Linked DNA regions of Mus musculus: all the other regions are linked to region 1. The links are chromatin loops, found by intact Hi-C in ENCODE. Cell type or tissue: left cerebral cortex. All regions are shown on one strand.

Region 1 (8,000 bases):
ACCTGCCGCTCTACCTCATTCATCCACTCCGCTCTCCATCCATCTGTCCATCTAGTCCTCTGTGCATGGGGGAGTCCTCCTGCCTTCTAACCATTTACACCACCACTCACCTCCCTGGCTCATTCACTCAGCTCATCCACTTTCCTTTCTCTCCAGCTGCCCTCACTTCCTGTCTCAGGTGCCAGGGCCCCAGCATACAGGAACACAGGTGGGGGTGAATGGCCTGTCCCTCTCAGGCCTATTCATATTTACCTCATCCTCTGCCTGGGCCAGCTCTTTCTTGAGCTCTTCCACCCGCAGCCGCAGCTTCTTGACCTCCGTCTCGTGCTGCTCCACGCGCCGATTGGCGTGTGCCAGCTCGGCCACCTTCTCTTGAAACTGCTTCTTGAGTTTGCCGTGCACGTGCTTCAGATCTGCCAGTTCCTGCAGGGGTGGGGAGGCTCAGGCCATCAGGCCACATGCTCACTCACCCATGGGGCCTCATGTCTCCTCTGAAGGGATGTCCCACTTGCTGGGACGTTCTGAGCTCCAAGGCTTACTGATCAATCGGGAGCTGGCAGTGCCACCTCGTGAGGTGGGTGTGTGACTCAGTGGCTTTATCTGCGTGTGGAACTGTAATGAGCCAGGAGGGTGTCCAGTGGACTGTGGAACTTCAGGTCAGGGTTTGGGGGAGCAGTGAAGTCTACAGTCTTAGTGACAAGCATGTGGCATGAAACTTCTGGCTCTGGGGATGAGCTAGACAGAGGAGTGTGGCACGGGAGAAGAGCAGAGGTCAAAAGCAGAGGGACAGCCAGGAAAAGAGAGGGCTGCCCTACTCTGGGGTGTCTCATTTCCTACTGAAGGGCTCATTGGTCCTGTCCAGTCCATCTACTCCAGCAGGGTCCATTGTCTGGCATCCCTGGTAGCCTTGGGAACTGCAATGGCCTCCCATCCTCTGTCCTACTACAGCCTGCCACCTGGCAGCTTCCCGCTTCACCCCTGCTGGCTGCTCTCACACTGCAGCCATGGATCCTGTTTCGTCTGCCTGGGCCCCCTTGTCACCCCTACCCAGACAGAGTCCTCATTTCTTCTGGGACTCCCCTGTTCTCGCTCTACCCTCTGGAAGGTCAGTTTACCACCAGTTAACTTCTGCTTCTCCAGCAGACCTCAGCTCAAAGTTGCTGTCCCCCACTGACCCCTACCCCCACCCCCAAGGGAAACCTTTTCAGGATCAGGCCTGACCATGTGATGGAGACAGCACTTTTGTTCCTTTAAACCATCATTCGTGAAACAGGTAGACACACCTGTCTGCTCATTGCTGCCAGGATCGCACAGTAGGTGTTCAGCATACAGAGCTACTATAATTATCAACTGCTTTATCTTATAGGAGTTTAGTCAATGCAGTTGCAGGTTGAGTATCTTTTATCTGAAGTGCCTAGGCTCAAGTATTTTGATTAATAATAATAATAATAATAATAATAATAATAATAATAATAATAATAATAAAAAGAGTCTCATGTAGCCTAGGCTGACATTGAATTCTCTCTGTAGCCAAGGATGACTTTGAACTTGTGATCCTCCTGCCTCTACCTCCCGAGCACTGGGACTATAGGTGTGAGACATCACACTATGTTATAGGATGCTGGGGATGGGACCCGGGGCTCTGTGCATGATTGGCAGGTACCCTACCAAACTTTATCTTCAGCCTAGATTCCACAGTTTTTTTGGACTTTTGGGGGGTATTCACACATACATCATGAGGTCTCTTGGGGACAGGCCCTGGGTCTAAACATAGAATCCACTAGTTGAATGCATATGTCACCAGGGCTTGAGGGCAATTTTCTTCAGCATCTTTTCTGCCCTCACATTTTGATTGGTACCGACCACATGTAGGTGTGAAATTTTCTGCTCTTTTAAGGCATTGAGTGGATGCTCAAAGTCGGGGGGGGGGGGTTGAAAGCATTTTGGATGTTTGGTTTGGGGGGGATCAGAGGCTCAGCCTATACTGTGTGGTCATTCACATGCAGGCCATACAGTAGTGTGCTGACTAGCCCACCTTGTTCTTCTCGAAAAGAGCAGCCTGGCTGGCCCTCAGGTCACAGTCCAGGGCACTGGCATTCTGCCGCCGTCTGCGGGCCAGAGCCTCCTCCAGGTCTCCAACCTGTGCGCGCAGCTTCTTGTTCTCCCGTTCCAGGCCCAGCTTCTCTGTCTCCAGCCGCTCTCTGCGGCCCCACTCGGCCGCATTCTCTGCCTGGAGCCTTTCCATCTGCAGCAGCAAGGGAGGTAGTGAGACTCCAGGGGGGTTGGGGTGGGGTGGGGGGAACAGGAGTGGAGAGACAAGCTAGATGCACCCCCCCCTCCTGAAGCCAAAAATGGCACCAGGAAGCAGATCCAGCTGCAGCAGCTATAATTATGCCGGGCTTTTATTTTTTTCACGGTGTGCAGGATGTGGGGGCGCTTCTGGGTTTTGTGTGGGAAAGGGGGTGCCTCCTGCAGGCTAGGCCCCTGGGGTGTGGACGGGCCCCCTCACAGCACAGCTGGGACTTTTATCCTTTTCCTACGGACTGCTTGATCAAACCCCTGAGCACTGCCCCTCCATCCTGCCCACCACTGACCTCACCCCTCAGCTCAGCCATCTTGCGATCCATGCTAGAGCGTGCGCCCAGCTCATCCTCCAGGTCTTCCGACATGCGGCCCAACTCATCCTGGTGCGTCTCCTTTAGGATGCTGAGCTGCAAGGACATCAGCCAGCCTGGTCATGAGAACCACCGGGATAGATCCCAGAGGCCGTACTAGAGGTGAGCACCAGCCAAGGCAATGAAGGACTTTTCAGAGTAGGCTCCTCTGAGAGTTCTTGGTGCCTCGAGATAGCACCCAACTCCTATGCTCTCACAAAGCCCTGCAACATCTTGCTCCCGTGTGCTACTCCCATTCACCTGGCCTCTTCCCACTGCCCACAAGACTGCACACCCAGAGGGCAGAGAGCTTGTCTGTCTGCCTTCCCCATGGCTCTCAACACCAGTGTGTATGCACAGACATCAGAACCGCTGTGGGCACTTCTCCCAAGCTGCTGGTCCACGCAAGTACACAGTGGGCATCTAAGACAATACTGTGGATGGAAGCCAGGCACAAGAGCATTTTCTGCGCAGATGCACATTGGCTCTCTGTTAGTGTCCTTCTGGCAACTACAGTTGGCAGTCTGAATAATGTGGGGCCAGGTTCCCAGATCCCCAAAAGAAGGGAGATTCAAGTAGGTAGGCAGGGGTTCTGGGACTCTTTATGAACTTGAAGAGATTCCCAGGTGTGGGCAAATTTCCAATGCAAGTCTCTGGTCTTTGACCTCCATGAACCCAGAGGATCCAGCAAGGCTTTCCCAGGATGGCTGCGCCCCCTGGTGGACATACTCAATCTGTACAAGAGGGAGACGAAGTAGCCTGCTTTGAGCACCTCATGGCTGAGATGGGACCGTGAGGTTGCATTTTCTTTTGACTGCCAAGAGGCTTCAGTTTCACTGGACACACACTAAATGTCACATCTGACACTTCCGTTCTGATCACAAACCCTCTGAAATGTAGCCTCTTGATCCTCCCTCTGACAGGATTCTCCAGCCATACTACCTCCTCTGTGTCCAGCACACACCAGTTGTCTGCCTACTTCAGGACTGCTGCTGTGAGCCACCAAATGCCCTATATGCTCAAAAATGGCTCCATTTGGCTCCTTTAGGTCTTGATTCAAACAAGGTCATGTAGGGAGTGGAGGAGGGATGCTGAGTCAGGGTGTCCAAACTGGCCTTGAACTCAAGGCAATCCTCCAGTCTCTGCCTCCTAAGGGCTGGGATTCCAGGTGTGTCCCACCAGACCCGGCTCATATGTCATCTTATAGAGGCCCTCCTTGGCCTCCATCCCATCTCATGCTCTTTTGATGCCTTCACAGCCCTGGGCTGTGCTACCATTAACCACCTGTCCTGGTACTCGGAACTACTATGGCTGAGTGTGTGAATTCTATCCTAACTTGACCCCTAGGTTGGAAGCCCCCAGCGTGCAGCCACCCCCACCAGAATGTCCCAGCCCCACACCCAGCCTTACTTGTTTGAGCATCTCCTGCTTGGTCTTGCTCAACTCCTCGTATTTGATCTTCCATTGGCTAAGCTCCCCCTCCAGCTTCTCGATGTTTTTGCTCAGAGCCAGCTTATCCCTGGGGAGTGGGGATAGGCAAGCACAAAGACGTTATTAGACTTCTTTTGTTTTGACTTCATATTTCAGGGAATATGTTAGCTTGACTTTGCTGTTGTTTAAACAATAGACTGTGTTCTCCCATGTTCTGTGGCTAGAAGTCTGAGATGAGGCGTGGGCAGGGGATGTGGTCAGGAAGAACCTATGTCATCCTCTGCCTAGCTTCTGCTGGCTACCTGGTCCCTTCGGCTTTCCTTAGCCAAAGATGTGATACCCACAGAAGTATTAGTCCAACTGTCGTCAGAGGTATGCTTTCTTCCTTCTTCCCTTTCCTCCCCTGTCCCATGGAACCAGGACTTGATCCATGATAGGCAAGCACTCTACCATTGAGCAAATCCCCTCTTGCGTAGTCCTTATATGATTTTTTTAAAAAGTAAAATCACACATGTGAACCAAGTATATCATCTATACACTCATTTCCTAGACACCAGAGCTGTAGAATATTCACGAACATCATCAGGTCAGACCCTCTAATCGCCCTCCCCAAAGCCCATGATGACCTCCATGTTCTAAATCCATCCGTCAACTAAGTCTCAGTCTAGCCACCCACTCTCCTGTGAAACAGTCTCTCTTAGCTCCTTTGCACTGCAAATGGCTCCCCTTCCTCTTCACTGCCCACTTCCTCTGCCAGCCTCTGAGCTTGACAGAACCAGGACCCCACCCCATAACCTTCTCCTTGCCCATCCACACCACTGAGTCTTACATTTCTATTGTTCATGACCCCTGCCTTTGCACCTCTCATCCAGACTCCTCCGGACCTCCAGACCTACCCGTTCACAAACTGTTACTTTGCTGAGCCAAACACAACTCCTCTAACCCTAAACTTCCTAACCAATCTCCATTCCTGCTTTTTCTGAGCCTGCTACCCTCTCTACCACCAGAAGTAAGCTGGAGGTCACCGTAGGCTACACACGGTCAGCATGGGTTCATGTACTGAGGCCCTATTTTAAAAACAAAAGGATGGGGAACTGAGAGATGGCTCAGAGGTAAAAGTACTTGCTGCCCTTACAATAGACCTAGGGTTGGTTCCTGGCATCCAAAATGGCAGTTTATAAACATCTGTAATTCCAGTTCCAGGGGATCCAATACCCTCCTCTTCCAATACCCATGGGCGCCAGACACACACACGGTATACACATACACATATAGACACAAACATACACTCACAGACAGAAGGATGGGCAGACAGATAACATACGCACGCACACATCACACACATAATATTTAAAAATCTTTACTAAAAAATGAAAAAGAATGTAGTGGGTTCACTGTTCTAAAATCTTAGATTGTGGGGTTTGGGATTTAGCTCAATGGTAGATAGAGCACTTCCCTAGTAAGCACATGTCCTGGGTTCAGTCCTGTAGTGGGAGGCTGCAGGGGGGAGGGGAGAAAAATGACCAAAAAGACCAAAACAAAAATCCACCCTGAGGGAAGTAAAACCTGAGATTGTGCCTCAACGGCTTTCATGTGTTATCACTTAGGATTCTGGGGGTGCCAGGCTCCAGCCCCTCACCCAACCCCACCGCCCATAACTCACTCTCGCTCCTTGAGGAGCACTTTCTGGGACTCATCTAGCCGTAGGCGCAGAGCAGTCAACTTGGAGGCATCCTCTTCTGTACTGGCTGTGTCCTCCCAGGGCAGGCGGTTGCGATCCTGGCGTCCTGAGCTGACCCGAGGGCCCCCTGCTGCTACACTGCAGGCATCCCAGCAGCCCTCAGGCTCCTCTGGTCTGCTCTTCAGCAGGCTCTCTACCAGGTCCAGCTCCTGTGGGGACCAAGGTAAGGGACTGCCTGGTCCAGGGCCTTGCTCTGGCCTCCATCCTCATGGCTAGCTGAGGCCCTGCTCTGGAAGGAGCTTGCTAAGTGACCTGAGGCAGGTGATAACAGTGCCTCCTGGCCCTGGTTTTGTCTTTGGCATTTCATTTTATTCTCCTCTGGGCCTCCGCCTTCACATCCTGGAAGAACATTGCCAGCTACCAGGGTTTCCTGTTTCCTGGAACATTCCCCGGGAAGGCCCCCATCACCCCAAGTATGCAAACACTGGGTGCAATGGTTGCAACTAGTGAGGCAAGAATTCCCACCAAGGCTCAGGATTCCGATTCAGGGGCAAACCTGGGCACAGGGAGGCTGGTGGCTCTGAGAACTTGTGAAGGACTGACCTCCTATTCCCCTGACCTCAGATGGTCCTGTGGTGCACTCTGGCTGCCACCTGGGACAGATGGGAATGACAGAAAGGAAGGGTCACACCTGAGCTGGCATGTAAACTCAGACTGTAGACCTGGGGCTCTAAACTGTCCCTGGGGACTCTGGGGCTGTGATGACTACCAAACAAGAGGGCAAAGAGAACACGAGGCCCTGGTAGCTAGGTTAGAAAAATGTCTCCAAATACTAGGTCATAGGGAGAGGGTTAGGTCAGAGAGGAGGGGAGCAGCTAAGAGAACCATTGCTGGGGTCTGGTCTTCTGGGGACCAAAGCTGGGTCTTTGCCTCTGTGGCCCGCCCTTGGGATTCTGTCATTCTGACCAACTATAGTGTTAGCATTCACCACCAGGGTACAAACCCAGCTGCCGGAGGAACCAACACAGAGCTCAGTTCTGAACCTCCCTGTGTCTCAGGGTCTGCTGTAGGAGATAATGTGACTGTAGACCCTGAATGATGGGGACAGCTACCGCCACTGCCCAGGCTCAGCAGGCCCCCAGCCTCCGGGCTTCTGCAATGACGGTAGATTATGGATTCTGGCACTTCCTGCAGCTAATCTGTATGCCTCCTCTCAGTCCCAGCTTAACTAACTTTTTGTTTTGTTTTGTTTTGTTTAGACAGTTTTTCTGCCACCCCTCCCAAAGGCTCCCAAAGAGACCACATCCCTTCAGGATGAAAGAATGAGGAGTCAGCTCTATCACTAATCTAAGCCAAGTTCAAGGATCTCTCCTGTGCTTATTATGGAAGATTCTTTGATTTTGATGACTTCTAAATGGGGAGGAGGGACGGCTAGAACTTGGGAATCTCCAAAGCAAGGTGACCTTTACCTGCTCCAGATCCCCACCACCACCACCATTAAGTGGACGTAGGGCTGACCAGCACCGCACTGGAAACCAGATCCTTACTAGCTCTTGTCACTGCTCCCTCCCATCTGGGCCCCTGTGCAACACTGGCCCGAATGCCAGCCTTCTTCCAAGTCGTGTAGTAGGGCGCACCTGGCTGCCAGGCGGCCTTTCCGCCCCGATGTCGCGCACCGGCTCCTGCTCGCGTTCGGGCTCCGGACCGTCGTGAGTCTTGTCGGCCGCACTGTGCACTCCCCGCAGCCGGGCCAGCTCGCGGCCGCGCGCCTCGCACTCGCCCTGAGCCTCCTGGCGCTCACGGCGCGCGCCCGCCAACTCCTTGGTGAGCGTATCCAGGCGCTGGCGCAGCTGGCGCACCTCTTCCCGCGCACGGTTGCGCTCGGCGCGCACCTTGCTCCACTTCTCGCGCCAGTTCGCCGTGCAGTCCGACCACCAGCGCATTGTTTTCTCCATCTGCAAGGCTCGCGCGCGCGCCTCCTCCAGCTCCCGCAGCCGCAGCTCCTCGCGGCTCTCCCAGTCGCCGTCGGCCAGCAGAGCGGGAGCAGTCAAGGGTAGTGAGGGTGGCGGTCCTGGTGACGGGGTGCCGCTAGGCGGCGTGGGTGGCAGCGAGTCGGCCGGGCCCATGCGCTCCGGGGACGGGCTGCCCAGGATGGTGAGCAGGCTGCTCTTGGACAGCTGCGGAGACTCAGCCAGCCGCGGGCTCGGACCGTGGCTCATAGTGAGGCTGGGCTG
Region 2 (8,000 bases), 53 kb before region 1:
CTATCAGATCATAGAGCCTTCCCAGGACTCAAAGGGTTAGGCATTTTACCAATCAAATCATCTTGGCTGCTGGTTAAACCTCCTGGTTCCTGGTGCTTAATTCAGACCCTCTGACTCTCAACCTAGGAGCTTATAGTTTTAATCTCACAGGCAGTTTTGATAACCAACCAAGTTCAGGGTAGTAGTGGTGTCCAGAGGGCTATATGTGTCAGTGAGGGAAAGAAGAAATGAGGAAAGAGCCTGGGCGTCCCTGAGGTCTTGAGTGGGAAGAACCCAAGACTCCCGTAACCCACAGAGCAGTGATTCCCCGTCTGCCGGGTGGTCTCTCTGCAGTTTAACTGGTACACCCGCCGTGCAGTGCTGGCCGGCATCTACAACACAACAGAGCTGGTGATGATGCAGGATTCCTCCCCAGACTTTGAAGATACGTGGCGCTTCCTGGAAAACCGGATTAATGATGCAATGAACATGGGCCACACGGCTAAGCAGGTAGCTGGGGACTGGCCATTTGGAACCCCTTTTCAGTAGGCACACCCGTCTGTCTCAAACATGTGATCTCCTAGCTGTTCTCTTGCTTCCTGTTGTCCTTAACTGACTGTCCCAAACGTCTTTCCAAGAAGGCTGGCCATTTCTTCCTCATGCTAGCCCTTCCTTAACAGTCTGCTCTGTCTGTCTGTGGTTGTGTTGTCCGTAGGCTCTTTTCCAGTTCATTAAGCCACCTTGACTCCACTGTGAGACTCATAGGCTTCCTGAATTGTCCTAACTGTCTCACCTTTGAGCTCACTCTGGGGGCTTAAGAGAATCTGACCCAGGCTCCTCTTAGGTGAAGTCCACGGGAGAGGCACTGGTGCAAGGACTGATGGGTGCAGCGGTCACGGTGAGTACTGCCCAGTTCACACTGCCTGCCTCCCATTCCACTCTGGTCCCATGTTATTTGTAAGGTGACACCAACCAATATAGCTTTGGAGGGTTAAACAGAAGCTGAATAAAACTGACCTTGGTTTATCCTCAGTATCTTCTCGAATGCCCCAGCTCTTCCCTGTTGTCATCAAGAAGCAATTGCTAGAGTAGGGTGAGGCAGGGCAGGGCACACCTGTATTCCATCACTCATTATGCTAAGGTGGAAGGATAAAAAGTTCCAGGCCAGCTTGGCCAAATGGCAAGCTCTCCCCAACCCCTAAAGAAGACTGCCTCTGCCTCTGGGCCCCCAGTATGCTTCAGTCTGTGTCCTAGCTATACCTGCTGAACACCTTGAACACCCCAGGGTTTCCCATTGTAGTCTTGGAGATAAGGCAGGCCTCACCACTCTCTTTAATTCTGTTCCTGTGTTAGCTCAAGAACCTGACGGGTCTAAACCAGCGTCGGTGAGAGAAGGGAACCATGTGCCTGGGAGGAGCAGCAGTAGATATGAAGGGCTTTGACAAGATGGGCCACCCATTGAACAGGATGTTAATGAGAACACACTGAAGAACTTGGAGTCGTATGACAGCCACAAGGCTGGAAATCACAATGCACTTGCTGCCGTTCTGACCTGGGACTGGGCCACTTCTTCAGTTCCTAATGCCAGGCCTGGCCTCCTGATGCCTTTTGCATTGCAGCTGTGTGTTTGAAAACTGAGACTCACATCCAAGGTTTCAAACCACAAAACCTTGGCATGACTCTGCCATGGTGTCACAGGCATCTTGATCATGTCTTGACCATAGAATTGCTCTCTAGGAGCTGGGCATGGTGACCTACGTCTGTATTCTCAGCACTCAGGAGACTGCTACAGCAGGATTGAGAGATCAGAGGCAGGCTTGTCTTTGTAGAGAATTACAAGCCTGCTTGAGCTACAGAGTGTGATCCTGTCAAAATCCCCTGAGAAATATTCTTAGGGGCTCACAACCAAGGTCCGGAGGCAACACATAGTGGGAGCTCTTCCCCAGCACAGGGCAGACAGTGCTCACAAACATTTGCCACTGGCCATTGTCTCTGGATCCCCTCAGAAAGCTGCCTCCCCTAGGCAGGTGCCTTTTGGACAGTTGTGCTGAGCCTGGCATCACAGACACCAGCATGCACTTCAGGATCATTAGTGTATTTAGAATCTGTAAAAATAATAAATATGTTTGAAACAATTTCTTGTTGTTTTGTCTATGTGTGGACGCCTGACTTGCCAGCAAGGAAGACGCCACAACAGGATTCTTCTGCACACGTTTATTGGGAGAGCTTGATAGAGAAGGCGAAAGACCCTGAGCCCCAGAACTGGCGCTGCTTGTATAGGCGTAGGAGTGGCGTGTGTATACCTGATTGGTTGTGCTTTCAGTACCTCATTTACATTCCCCGGGATGGGCTGTGACGTGGCACGAAACCCTTATGCACATGCGCACATTGGTTGTTTACCCGAACTTAACAGCGGTAGCCAGTGCCATCTTGTAATGGCGTATGTGGCTTCCCACATCTATGTCCATCTAGACAATGTCGAGTATCTAAGTATCCTCACACCTACGGGGCCACCATGACAGCCTTGCATCTTTGGGCACAGTCAAATGAGAGTAATCCCAGGCCATGCACTTCTTGTCTGCTCCTAGTCTCTGACTACTTGCAGGCAGTCCTTAGCTTTCATTAGTCTTCCAGCCTCTACACTGGCGCCGTTTCCTTTGTGCCCATGGTTAGCACGGTCTTCTGTACAAATCACTGTCTTTCTGTTTAAATCAGCTGATGGGGAGAGTTGAGTTCCAGATCTTGTCCACAGGGCTTTCTGTCAGGCTCTTTCTGTACCTCTGATTTTTTCTTTTTAATGCCTCTCGACATTCCATAGAGTTACTGCCACATAATTACACTTCATCTTTTCTCTATCCTCTATAGCATCCCTCTCAGCAGACAAGTGTGATTCATGATTCACAGGGATGGTGTGTGCTGTAGACCAGGCCCCCCTCTGTCAATGCTTTTCTCTCTCCCTCAGGAAGAAATGTGACTCCTTGTTACAGCAACTCTTTATTCTCTGGTAACTCTGCCCTCTAAATGTAGTTCCTTCAGGGTTCCGTTTAAGGGCCTCTTTTCTCTGTGTGAACAGCTGCCACTTTTTAGAGGCCCATTTAAACTCCTCAGCTGCAACTACACAGATCTGTAGAAGTGGAGAGCATTGTATCTACTTCAGAAGAACATCACACGATCAAGAGTAGAAGGGAAAGTGTGTATCGTCTAACACATATGGACATTGTTGAGTATACGTTGGGGACCTTTGAGGTGGCTCAGTGGGTAAGAGCACTTGCAGTCAGGCCTGGCATCCTTCCACACACGTGATGTATTGGTACCATTACATACATACACATATAAAATAGAAATACATTTAAAAAAAAATTTTAAAAAAAGCCAGGCGTGGTGGCACACACCTTTAATCCCAGCACTTGGGAGGCAGAGGCAGAGGCAGGCGGATTTCTGAGTTCGAGGCCAGCCTGGTCTACAAAGTGAGTTCCAGGACAGCCAGAGCTATACAGAGAAACCCTGTCTTGAAAAACAAAAACAAAAACAAACAAACAAAAAAACATGGGTTTTGTTTTTCTTGTGTATGCATTACAGTACTCTCTCTGACATTAGCTCGGATGTGGGTCTCTTGTTTGCTTCTTTGTGTGTTATCTAACTGTCCTGAGAGCATCCAGGGGATTCTTCTCTCCATCTTCCTACTCACAGGAGCCTAAGATTAGACTCTTGCATTACCATGCCTCTTTACAGGTGTTCTGAGAATTTGACCTTGTGTCCTTGCACATCAGGGTTTGGCTTCGCACCCTGGAACAAGTGACTGAGGTGCATATTTTACCCGTCAAAGCAGACCTGGCCTCCAGGTTCTCCCAGCATCCTTCAGTCCCCACCTGGCATGCTCTGCCTCCACCCTGAACTTTCCAGCCCAGAGGCTGGGCTGCCCTTCCCCAAGAGGTTCTTCCCTATAGAATCCAGACATTTTGCTCTTGCTCTCTGGATCGATCTATCTCCCTCCCCCTGCCCCAGGCCCTTTCTCTTCTCCCTCTCTGCCCTTCCCATGGCGGTTCCCCGGCCTCTGTTCTTAAGGCCAGTGAACTCACCTGAGAGCAGCTTCCCAATAAACCTGCCTTTTAATATATTCTAATCTGTCTTGAATTGGCTCATTTTACCAGCAGAGAAATAACCTATCAGTCGTCTTGCATGCTTGAGTCACCTCCCTAGCCATTTTGTTCATGTATAGATGTACAACTTTTTAATGGTTTTTTTTAAGGTTTCATTGTATTCCTATGTATTTTAAAAATTATTTTTATGTATAAGGATGTTTTGCTTGCATGTATATTTGTGCACCATGTGAATACCTGGTGCCCTCAGATACCAGGAGAGAGTTTCCTCAGAAACTGAAGCTAAAGATGTTAGGCATCATATGGGTGCTGGGAATACAATCCAAGTCTTACATAAGAACAGCCAGTGCTCTTATCCCCAATGCCGTATCTCCAGCCCCGTATGTAAGTTTAACCAAGTCTCTATCGATCATTGCCTAATGCGTTATTTTTAGCAGTTATAAATAACGTTGGCATGAATGACCCTGTACATTTAATTTTTGTGCTGTATATCTTGGGGATTTCAAGAGTATAGGACCAATGCATTTTGGCGCCGGTGTGGTTAGAAAACACAGGCCAGGAGAGTTCCGGCCTCCGGTCAGCAGGTGGCGCTGCGCCCGCGACTAGCCGGAAGCGCCGATTGCCCCGCCGACAAACTGCTGGTGGCCGCGCAGGCGCGCTGTGCGGCTGGCGCGGGAGCCTGGCGGAGGGTCGCGATGCCGTACGCCAACCAGCCAACAGTGCGGATCACGGAACTCACCGAAGAGAACGTCAAGTTCATTATCGAGAACACGGACCTGGCGTAAGGCGGCGAGGGGAGAGGCGGGCGGGCGGCCGGGTCCTCGAGCTCCTGACCCCGGGGCTGTGGCTTCGGGGCCGCTCACACCGCCTGTCTTTCCTCCTGTAGGGTGGCCAATTCCATTCGGAGGGTCTTCATCGCAGAGGTGCCCATAATAGGTAAGCGACCGTCCCTGGGAGCCCGTGCCGCCCACCCTCCGCCCGGGGTGGGGGCTGAGAACACTGCGGTGCTGTACGCTGGGCTGGGGCAGCCTAGGCCCGCCTTGGTGCGTGCCTTGCTCAGCTGCGGGTTTCCCAGTACTGTTCGTCTACCCCAAAGCAACAGAAATCAAAACCAAGCACTGTTAAACAGCGGAGGGCTGCAGCCTCCTCATCCGGGCGGTGTAGATGCTAGGCGTCGTTAGCAGGTGATGCAGCGATTGCCGAAGTAGTGTAGATGATGCGCTTTTGCTTTGACGTCAGTGTTCGCTACTGGCTGGTGTCTTTTGAACATATATGCTGATTTTACAAAATCATGGGCTTCGTTATGTAGTTTGAAATCTACACACACAGAGTGTACCTGGTCTCTCCCATCCTTCCAGATAGTACCCTGCTATACTTTCTTGTCGTCTCCCCCTATCTTTTTGAAAACCTTTATTTACATATATGTGTCTATCTCTGGGCTCGAGTACCGGAGTTCATGTGTAGAGGTCAGAGTACAGCTTGTAGGAGGGATTCTCTTCTCCCACCATATGGGGCCCAGGATTGAACTCCTTAAGGCTTGACAACAAAAAGTATCTTGCACATCTTGCAGGCTCCGAACTTTCTCTTTATTAAAGAGAGAAAGAGAAAAAGAGAGAGATTCCACATGAGAGAAAGCATGTGTTATAAAGATTTTCTAATTTTGTTTGTTTGTTTGTTTTTCAAGACAGGGTTTCTCTGTGTAGCCCTGGCTGTCCTGGAACTCACTTTGTAGACCAGGCTGGCCTGGAACTCAGAAATCTGCCTGCCTCTGCCTCTGCCTCCCAAGAGCTGGGATTAAAGGCGTGCACCACCACTGCCCGGCTTAAGATTTTCTTTAACAAACAACATACTTTTGTTCCTTATTGTTGAAGTGTGTGTGTGTGTGTGTGTGTGTGTGTGAGAGAGAGACAGACAGACAGACAGACTTCGGTTTTTTGTTTTTTTAAATCCATCCTGGTGTCTTTTTAAAAATGAATTTCTTATTTCTGCTGCATATGTAAATCATGTACGTTTTCAGTTAGAGACAAGACATGAGCAAACATAACAAGGCAAAATATGACACCTTCAGGAGAATCTGACCAGTTTTATCGTTTGTTTGTTTGTTTGTTTTGAGAGAGGAAGGAGGCCAAAAGGGAGTGGAGCGTTTGTAAACATGGACACTCGAGGTTTTCTGAGATGGGGAATTCCCACCAGGGGTCGGGGAATGGGAATGGTGGAAGTAGATTAAGGGCATTCAATGGGCCCCAGAAGTAAATCATCAGGAAGCTTGGTCCTTGCTTGAGTTGAGGAAGCACTGCGGTGAAGGGCAGGTTGGGCCTATCCTCAGCTGGTCTTCCGGCCTCTTCCTGGCCTACATCAGCTCCTTGAGAACTGGGTTTCCAACACCACTGATTTCTGAACATTATTGTTTACATGCAGGTGTTTGCTGATGGGTGACTAGACACATGCTTAAGTGCAGCATCTGTATGCTACAGCCCCATTTGCCCAGCAGTGCCTGGGGGGGGATTGGGTTCTATTGTTAGTGGGCTTTCCCTGGTGAAGCTGTCCAGTGAACATCTACTGATGAGAGGAACACTGAAATTCCAAGTGGGCTATCTGGTTATATCACAAACGAGGTGTGGGCCCTGAAACTTGGGATGTTTTGCTGTTGTGATGTTTTCCCTGACTTTTAAGTTTTTAAAATTGTGTCTCTGTGTGTGGGTGTTTACCAGTGAATGCAGGGGCTGGAGGTGGCCAGGGGTCTCAGATGCCCCTGGAGTTGGAGTTACAGGGGTTGTGAGCTGCCTGACATGGGTGCCAGGAACCTCAGAACTGCGGAGCCATCCCTCCAGCCCATGGTGTCCAGATAGCTTTCGTTCTTGGGTTTGGGATTGGCACAGGTAGCAGATTTAAAGTAATCCTTAGATAAGTATTCAACTCCTTAAATATCCCAAAAAGCTCTAAGAGAGAGTATGTGCATGCATGTGTGGTGTATCACTAGCAAGGCCCATCCCCCACTGGGGCAGGAAGGTGTTATGTATGGCGTGTGGGATGCCTGAACCTGGAGCCATCACTTTGAAGTCACTTTGAGCCTCTTGCAGCCTGGTCAGGACACCTTCAACTTTGTAAGCTGAATTGATGCTTGCTTGCTTGCTTGCTTGCTTTTTTTTTTTTTTTTTTTTTTTTAATTTTTGTTTTTGTTTGGTTGGGTTTTGTTTGTTTGTTTTGTTTTTTGAGACAATGTTTCTCTGTGTAGCCCTGGCTGTCCTGGAACTCACTTTGTAGACCAGGCGCTGGCTCTGCTCCCTGAGCGCCGGGCAGAGTGGAGACAGTGCTGCTGCAGGTCTGTAGATGTGTCTGGTGACTAGTCCTCACTTACCCTGTTTTGTTGCTGCCTTTTCCAGCCATCGACTGGGTTCAGATTGACGCCAACTCCTCGGTCCTTCATGATGAATTCATCGCGCACAGGCTTGGTGAGTGCTGGTGTTGAGGTGGACCGGATCAAATGGGACGCTCCCTGTCCCCAGCCTGCGTGACCTCCTTGAGGCTCTTGTGATGGTTTGGCTGTTGGCTGTTCTGCAAAGCACTCTTCTGTGTCTTGCAGGTTTAATCCCCCTCACTAGTGATGACATTGTGGACAAGCTGCAGTACTCCCGGGTATGTGTGCTGGTGGGAAGACTGGGGCCACGGGGAGGGGCCGGGGGATTGTTCTCCCTGGAGTCTTCCGGGGTGTCTCCCTTCCAGTTGTTGTGGCTGATGGTGGAGATGATGTCTTAATAGTGTGGTCCTTGGTTCTGATGGAGCATCGGATTGCTCTCAGCACATCCAGGCGTCATCAGTGAGCCTCAAAAGGGAACACACGGGTGGGTGTGGTGGCGCACGCCTTTGATCCCAGAGCTTGGAAAGCAGAGGCAGGCGGCTCTGTGTGAGTTCCAGGACAGC
Region 3 (8,000 bases), 88 kb before region 1:
GTCCGTGTCATTGTATCTTATACATTTGTGCACTTTTTAGCAAAAATTATGCCCCAGGCCAGTGAGATGGCAAGCACAGTGGGGAAAGGTCCTTGCCACTAAGCCTAACTCCCTAAGTTTGATCTTGGCACGCACGCACACACACACACACACACACACACACACACACACACACACACACACACACACGAAAGGAGGAAAACAACTCCAAGCTGTCCTCTGACGACCTCCTACAAATTGTGACAACCACAAGCACTCACACAGAAAATAAATGAAAAGGTAAGGGTTCTGTGTGGTCGGTATTCATCGGCTCTGTGCTACATTCTCCGTAGTACTGCTATGCTTTCTTTCTTAACTTTCTTCTTGCAGGTAGCATCTTGCTATAGCCCAGCATGGCTTTGGACCCTCCGTCCTGCCTTTGCCTCCTGCCTGCTAGTGTTTACATGCTATGGAGACTATTTATGTAGCTGCTGTGCTGTTCCACATATGGAATCAGTCTCTGAAGATCCTTGTCAGGAGGTTTGGGACTTTGTTTTCCTAAGCCTCGGGGTTTATGTTCCCTTGTTTTACAAATAAAGTATCCTAAGATACAAAATACATGTATGTGTAAGGCATATCAATCAATGATAAAATACGTTAAAGAATGACTCACCAGTGGGCTGGGACTGTAGCTCAGTGGTTAAGTGTGCTGAGCATGTGTGAGGAGGCCTTGGGTTGGAAATCAACAGTCTTGCTAGTGGATGTGGTGCCTTACCTTCATGTCAGCACTCAGGAGGCTGAAGCAGGAAGACTACCTTCTAAGCTACAAGGTGAGTTCTAGGCTAGCCTAGGCTACTGTATGAGACCCAGTCTCAAACTAACCAACCAACTATCCCTCTACCCTGAAAGCCTGCTTCCCCATCTCATCTCTATTCCAGAACATATTCTGTCCCGGAGTGTTCACCAGTTTTCTGGAACATCTTTGTCACATGTACTCAAGTTATATATATATGCATGTATCCATTAGATATTTATAATATTCCTTTCACCGCCACCCCCATCTCTCTCCTGTGCACATGCATGCATGGGGGCACGCACACACATCCTTCTGACACTTTAGCTCTTCCACATCCTCAACTATAGATCACCTCTACTGCTCTAAGCCAGATGATGTGGCCCTATAACTTGCTCCACTCTCTTAAGGGCTACCTGATTGCACTGTAGGATCTTTTTCAAGACAGGGCTTCTCTGTACAGCCCTAGCTGTCCTGGAACTCACTTTGTAGACCAGGCTGTCTTCGAACTCAGATATCCGCCTGCCTCTGCCTCCCAAGTGCTGGGATTAAAGACATGCACCACCACTGTCCCGCCACACCCTAGGTTCTTGCTCTTCAAATATATCTGCTTGGGATTTTTGGTTTTCAACATAGTCTCATTATGTAGTCTAGCCTGACCTAGAACTTTGGCCCAGGCTAGCTTTAAACTTTCAATCTTCCTGCCTCGGCCTCTAGAGTGCTGGAGTTGCAGGCGCACTGCAATACCTGGCTGGGATGCTTTTTACCTTGCTTTCTGCTGTGTGAGAAAAGTCTTCTCTAATACAGAATGCACTTTAGAATCATCTGGGAAAGCCTCGTGAAACACTGCTACCCTAGACCACTCCAGAAGATTCTGATTTTTGTCTTTGTAAATAACACCCAGGCACAGGAGGTTGTTTTTATTTTTGGAAGCTGCCCAGTGATTCCAATGGTCAGCCAGTGTTGAACTGTCCAAACAAATCCTGCTGTGTCCCCATCTGGCCACGCCTTCACTCTTATCTGGTAGGGCTTCTGCTTCGCCTTCCGAATCGCCATCACCACATACTGGGTGAAGCAGTATTTTGTAACATCAGAGAACTATCAGCTTCAAGCAATGGCAGGCTTCCCTGTAGACTCAGCTCAACCAGGAGTATCTGCAAAGCCCGAGGGCCTTCACCTCTGCAACCTGTCTCACTCACACCCCCTCATGCTTCAGCTCCAAGACCCCTTAAGGCCCAGCTGTCACCAAAGCCCAGGAAAGATGTGGCCTGCCTCTGCTGCCTATACTAACCAAGTGATTTCAGAACGAGGGGAAACTAGATGCCACAATACCAGATTCTAAGCCAAAGACTCCATAGAGCTAAGAAGCCAGGGAGCTGGAAGATTCCTCAATGGTTAAGAGAACTTAGCTGCTTTTACAGAGAACCTGTTTGATTCCCAGCACCCATATAGTGGCTCACAGCTCTAAGTCCAATCCCAGGGGGGCTGACACCCTCTCTGGGCTCCCTGGGCACTGCACAAACCTGGTACACAGACATATATGCATACATACACATAAAATGAAAAAAAAAAACCACATTTTTTTAAAAGCCAGGTTTAGCATGATGGGACATGCTTGCAATGCCAGTATTCGGGAGCCTGAGGAGCCCCATGAGGTGCAGGCTAGTTTGGGCTACACGGTGAGATTCAGGCTACGATAACCAGAGTTTGTTTCAGACAGGGGAAGAGAGGGGGAGGGAGGGAGATGGAGGAGAGCCCAGCTTCCATGTAACCCAGTCTCACAAAAACAAAAGACAAGAACCAATGAGATGGCTCAGTGCGGGAAGGTAATGGCTGCCTAGCCTGAGGACCTGGCTTTGATCCCTGGGACCCACGTGGTGGAAGGAGAACCAGCTCTGGCAAGTTATTCCGTGACCTCCAGGTGCACCATGGCACGTGTGCCTGTATACACATAAACACAAAGAAACCATTACACTTACTACAAAACCAAGGCTTCCAGGCCCACACATGTATCCATGGGAGTTTAGGTTGAATTTGTTTTTGGGTTCTATACTGTAAGCTTACCAATGGCTGAAACTCCTCCTTAGGCTATGGTCACAGACTCAAGAGTCTGGCCAGACAAATAGCTGTGCCCCTACCACTGCAAATTCCTTGGTGTGCAGCAGCAGCCAGGCAGAGGCCTACATGTGCTCTGGGCAAGGATTCTCTCCACCAGCCTAGGACTGACTAAACTGGATATGCTCCTTCTGGCCCTTGTGGAAGGACACAAAGACTGACGCCAGGGCCCTATTAACCAAGCCAACCAAATCATTATCCTTCGTGCCAGTCATAGCTAGCAATCAACAAGCAGGTCTGAAGGGCTTGTGGCGTTTACTAAGCCCACAAGGAAGCTCTGGTCCAGGAGCATCTCCTCCTCCTAGAGGCTCAAGTGTTTGTCCCTCACCTAGGTAACTGCAGTAGAGGCCGACAACAGGTCTGTGACTGGGCCAGTTGGTCAGCTAAACCTAAACCCATCTGGGGCTGAGTTTTTGTTGCTGTGTGACAAATCAGTCAGCCACACCCCCACTTATTATCTTGGCTTTTCTGTCAATTGCTCTGGCCTGAGAAAACCTTTTTTGGTTTTGGTACTAGGAATCAAAAACAAGGCTTTGTGCATACCCAAGTGTTCCATCCATGGATCCCAGCCATTAATTCAGGCACAGGCTGTGTTCTCATTTGAAAGCGAGTCCTCTTTCAAGCTGGCACAGTGATGACAGAACCAAGCTCCTTGCTGTGGGGCTGTAACCACCACCACCCCACCACCACCCTTTTTTTCCCCCCAAAACAGGGTTTCTCTGTGTAGCCCTGGCTGTCCTGGAACTCACTCTGTAGACTAGGCTAGCCTTGAACTCAGAAATCCGGCTGCCTCTGGCTGCCAAGTGCTGGGGTTAAAGGCATACACCACCACTGCCTGGCTCCCACTTTCTTAGTAGGGCTAAGAGGTACACACCTCCTAAAACTTCACCACTAGCTTGTGCACAGGCAGCAAAACAAAGCCTTTGTTTTCTAATTCTTTTAAAGGATCAAGAGAATGGGCCAAGGATAATCTCCCGTCTAATTAACTTTAATCAGCAGGGACTGTGGGTCCATCTGTAAAACCCTTTCACTTAGCAAAGCCTCTTCCACTCAGAAGAGAAACACCAGAGGTTTTCAGGGTTTGCTGTAATTGGAGGGGAGGTAACACAAGGCAAGGGTCACTGGGGTCAACAGAAATTCTGCTTCTCAAAGGGCTTTTCACCACACCCATAGCAGCAGAAGCTAGCTAAGCAGATCAAGTAACAAGGACAGGTAACAGCAGGCATGATGGATAACAGGGATGTGGGCAGAGGCAGGAGGGAGACTGAAGAGGGCCTCCTGCTCTGATACTTCCTGCTGCTGGTCCAGCCTGCCCTAACCTGCATTCTCCACCTGGCTCCTACAGGAGGTGAAGACAGATCCTAGTCCTAGCTAGTGGGCAGTTCTGGCCCCACTCCTGTGTGACGATGACTTCTTCAAAAACAATTTTCATAGTCCAAGCTGAATGTGGATGGGTGACAGACAACCCTTCACTACCACACACAGACACAAAGACACACTCACAGTAAAAGGGAGACATAAAAACACAAAAGTTTAATACCATTTAACAGAAATGACAACAGGACACAGATACAACACTACAGTAAAACGGGGTGAGGTGAGAAAGGCAGAGGGACACAAGATGGATCACAACTGGGGGAGTGACTTCTTTGGTGCCCCTGAGGCCCTTTGACAGCTAACCCATGGCTCCAAGAACTACATCCTGAGGAAGTCCAGCAGGTGGCAGCATCACTGAGCGGAGCCTGGAGCTTACTCAGCATAAATACTCAAGGGTGGAGAGGGACAGCACTGTAACACCAGGAGCAGAGTTCCTTAGGCGCATCCACCCTCTTCCCCTAACACTAAGAGACAGGTCCCCTCAATCCTTGGTCTTTCAAGACACAGCAGCACCCCACCCCACTGCCCACAGCAGCTTCGCTCGCTCGCTCGGCTGCAAGCCTCTCCCTGTGAGTGTTTTCAGAGCGCCTGAATCCAGAGGTGGGAGGAGGCCGTGGGAGGAGCTGAGGACAGGAGTTGCTGGAGGAGGAGGTGTGTGGGCTTGAGGTCCCTCCTAGGCATCCTGGAGATTGCTATTGCTCAGGAGCACCTGCTCGCCAGGCTTGAAGGCTGGCATCCCGAGGTAGGGGCAGTTGGCACAGCGGAAAGCGTCACCCAGGTAGCACTGTGGAGAAACAACAGTCACACAGAGAGGCTAAGGGCCAAAGGGAAAGGGCACCTGCGTACACCCACGGGTCTCTTGTTCTATGAAACGTCAGTCAGTACGGGCGCCAGCCACGAGAGTTGGTAACACAGCTGTACTGACGTACTTGGGAGGCTGAGGCAGGTTTATGGCCTGCCTGAGTTATGTGGAAGCCCATGGGACGGAGGAGAGGTAGCTCAGGCAGCCTCTGCTACAGGAGATCACAGCAAGGTCAGCCAAAATAAAAACTGATAGCCACTGTCAGCCTGGCATGAGAATGCCGATTCCCTCTCGGGATAACCTCTTCTCATTACAGCTGCACTCGTGGCCCACTATGACAACACTCAGTGACAAATCCCTTAAGATCAGCTACTCTGTGTGCAGTTAGGGTCAGGGGTTGGTGGGTGTCAGGAGGTGCAGTACGTACATTTCCACAGGCTGACTTGGGCTGAGAGCTCTGCGCCTTGGACTGCTCCCGCTCCAGTTCCTCTGCGAGGCCACAGGTGCTGGGGACCCAACAGAAGCATCAAATCTCTTACAGTGCTATCATACACCTAAGACTTTTCTCTTTTTACATAATGTCAAGTCAAGTGTTACAGAAGCAGCAGGCTAGGGGTGAGGCTGCTGGGGAAGACAGCAGAGTGGAGAAGGATAGGGGAGCTGTCCTGCTGACTTCTGTGGGAAGCAGACCCAAATTCATGAGCAGAAGGAGCTGAGCCCAGTGGTAGAGCACTTCCCTAGCAGGTGTAGGACCCTGGGCTGTATGCCCAGCACCACAAACATACCAAAAATAATTAAACACAAGAAAACCTGGATTTTCACTTGAAATCCTCTCATTTGATGTTGGCAAACTGGAATAAAGCCAAAGGTGGTGGTGCAGGGCTGAGACCCCAGCACTGGAGAGGTCAGCAAAGTTACAACACCAAGCTCCCCGTGAGCCTGAACTGTAGTGTGAGACTATCTCAGAAAACAAACAAACAAAACAACAACAACAACAACAAAACCAAAACCAAAACCAAAAATAGGGCTGGAGAGATGGCTCAGCAGTTAAGAGCACCGACTGTTCTTCCAAAGGTCCTGAGTTCAAATCTCAGCAACCACATGGTGGCTCACAACCATCTGTAATGAGATCTGATGCCCTCTTCTGGTGTGTCTGGAGACAGCTACAGTGTACTTCGATATAATGATAAATAAATCTTTTTTAAAAAGTATAAACAAACAAACACACAAGCAAAGAGCCATAATAACCACCAGTGGATGAATAAACAAGCCAAGCCTGTCTGGCACTAGTAGAAATACCAATGCAAAGCTTCTGTGTTAGGACAGAGTGACACAGGGACCTACTATTTCACGCTTTTCAAACTCCCCCCAGCACTACAAAAACAACAGCAGTACACAATTGGAAACTAGGGAAACAGCAAGACTCAGCTTGACAGACAAACCACCACTCCCACCTCCTCCTGAGCCTTAAGGTGCGGAAAAACTGGTAGCTTACATAGGAAGACTTGCCCTGAGCAACCTTATCCCTGTAGAAGACACAAGGCTCTGAAACTTAAGAGCTTTCCCACCCTCAACATCTAGCTAGGCTCCCTTTAATAAAAGTGAATAAACAAATACACCTAGATGCTCACCTATATGATCAGCTTGTTTTTATTTATTTTAAAAGTTTTCAAAACAGTCTTGCTATATAGGCAACCCTGCCTCAGCCTCTTGCATGCTGGCCTGGAACTCTATATAAACCATGCTAACCCGGAGCTCAGAGAGATCCACTTGCTTCTGCCTCTCAAGGGCTGGGATGCCCAGGCAGGATGCTTCCATTTCTTAATCTACACCATGGTGTATGGGTCTGTGTCATTCTTTAAGGTTTACCTGTTTAGTTCATTCCTCTATACAGCTCAGAGAAAAACCATTTTCAAGAGAATGAGGACAGAGAGATGCTGTGACACCTGGAGAAGGGCCCAGCAGAGCAGACCTGCTCCCCAGCACATACCAGTTCTTACAGGCCTTCCTCTTTTTCCCTTCCCCACATGAAGGAGCCTTCAGGGAGGCTGGGTCAGGCCTCTTCAAATCCTCTGGATCAAGCAGCTCGTCTGAGTCAATGAGATCCTGGAGAGTGATGCAAACACTTAGCAACACAGCCACGGTCCCTCTGATGAAAAGCTGACGTAAGCCCAGGCTATGAAAGCACACAACGCACACACAGTGCAACGCAAAAGCAACACCCACTGTGAGCTAGGCCACAGGCTGAGGAGGCTAATGGTGAGGAGAGAGAGAAAGAGAGAGAGAGAGAGAGAGAGAGAGAGAGAAGCAAGCGGGTGGAGGGAGATTGTGTGTGTGTGTGTGTGTGTGTGTGTGTGTGTTTTCATGGGGAGGATGGGAACAGGTAAAATGAAGAGAAATATTGTATTTATTTCAATATATGACTACTTGTGGGAATAAAATACAGTCAAAGGAAGTGAAACATTTTCCATAAAATTTGAGAAGAAAAAAGCAGACAGTTATAAATATATCTGTGTAACGTGAAGACAGTTACATCTGCACGCTCTGAGAACATAAACCATGACTTATTTTGCTCATCACTCTTGCCTCAATAGTAAAGGTGCAGAAACAATTTCTTTCTTTTTGTTTGTTTATTTTTCTTTGTTTTTTTTTTCCAACAAAGGGATTCTCTGTGTAGCCCTGGCTATCTTAGAACTCCATTTGTAGACCAGGCTGACCTTGAACTCAGATCTGTCTGCTTCTGCTTTCCAAATGCTAGGACTAAATGTGTATTCTACCACCACCCAGCTTAATTTCTTAAAGACAGGGCAGATCAAAGGTACAAGCACTGGGTGTAAGACAGTGAGTGTTCAATGACTTGCCTAGACAGAGGCCAATAAAATATCTTGGCCAGCTTCTTTCCTGGTTTATATGTCTACAAGAATCTTTACTATT

The links. Hi-C counts contacts between places; a loop is a spot of excess contacts. Peaks named below come from ENCODE experiments on the same cell type or tissue, not always from the same donor. Only the 100,000 strongest peaks of a DNase experiment are listed, where the experiment ranks them.
Region 2: it touches region 1 in a loop (2.5-fold over the local background); 2 of 42 quality-filtered maps call a loop at or near these places.
Region 3: it touches region 1 in a loop (5-fold over the local background); 18 of 42 quality-filtered maps call a loop at or near these places.

What each region holds. Positions count from the first base shown.
Region 1 is chr8:94,905,680-94,913,679 of GRCm38, forward strand. It overlaps Ccdc102a (coiled-coil domain containing 102A), which reads right to left. Exons shown (of 9, transcript NM_001033533.3): 2 at 7,404-8,000; 3 at 5,749-5,975; 4 at 4,065-4,173; 5 at 2,595-2,711; 6 at 2,036-2,245; 7 at 253-423. The coding sequence starts at 7,985. Among named protein-coding and RNA genes, the nearest start is that of Ccdc102a, 8.4 kb to the right of the region's middle. In left cerebral cortex, CTCF peaks have their summits at 3,377 (motif pointing left) and 7,854; DNase peaks (open chromatin) are centred at 2,401, 3,357, 7,635 and 7,790; H3K4me3 peaks cover 682 bases; H3K27ac peaks cover 522 bases.
Region 2 is chr8:94,852,782-94,860,781 of GRCm38, forward strand. Coq9 (coenzyme Q9) reads left to right here. Exons shown (of 9, transcript NM_026452.3): 7 at 334-489; 8 at 824-877; 9 at 1,333-2,114. The coding sequence ends at 1,368. It overlaps Polr2c (polymerase (RNA) II (DNA directed) polypeptide C), which reads left to right and starts at 4,669. Exons shown (of 9, transcript NM_009090.5): 1 at 4,669-4,860; 2 at 4,966-5,015; 3 at 7,463-7,531; 4 at 7,663-7,715. The coding sequence starts at 4,775. In left cerebral cortex, a CTCF peak has its summit at 4,655 (motif pointing right); DNase peaks (open chromatin) are centred at 4,658, 5,053 and 5,242; H3K4me3 peaks cover 1,382 bases; H3K27ac peaks cover 1,793 bases.
Region 3 is chr8:94,818,160-94,826,159 of GRCm38, forward strand. Ciapin1 (cytokine induced apoptosis inhibitor 1) reads right to left here. Exons shown (of 9, transcript NM_134141.4): 7 at 7,057-7,172; 8 at 5,494-5,572; 9 at 1,659-5,048. The coding sequence ends at 4,938. Among named protein-coding and RNA genes, the nearest start is that of Ccl17, 12 kb to the left of the region's middle. In left cerebral cortex, CTCF peaks have their summits at 4,609 (motif pointing right) and 6,216 (motif pointing left); DNase peaks (open chromatin) are centred at 4,649 and 4,838; H3K27ac peaks cover 746 bases.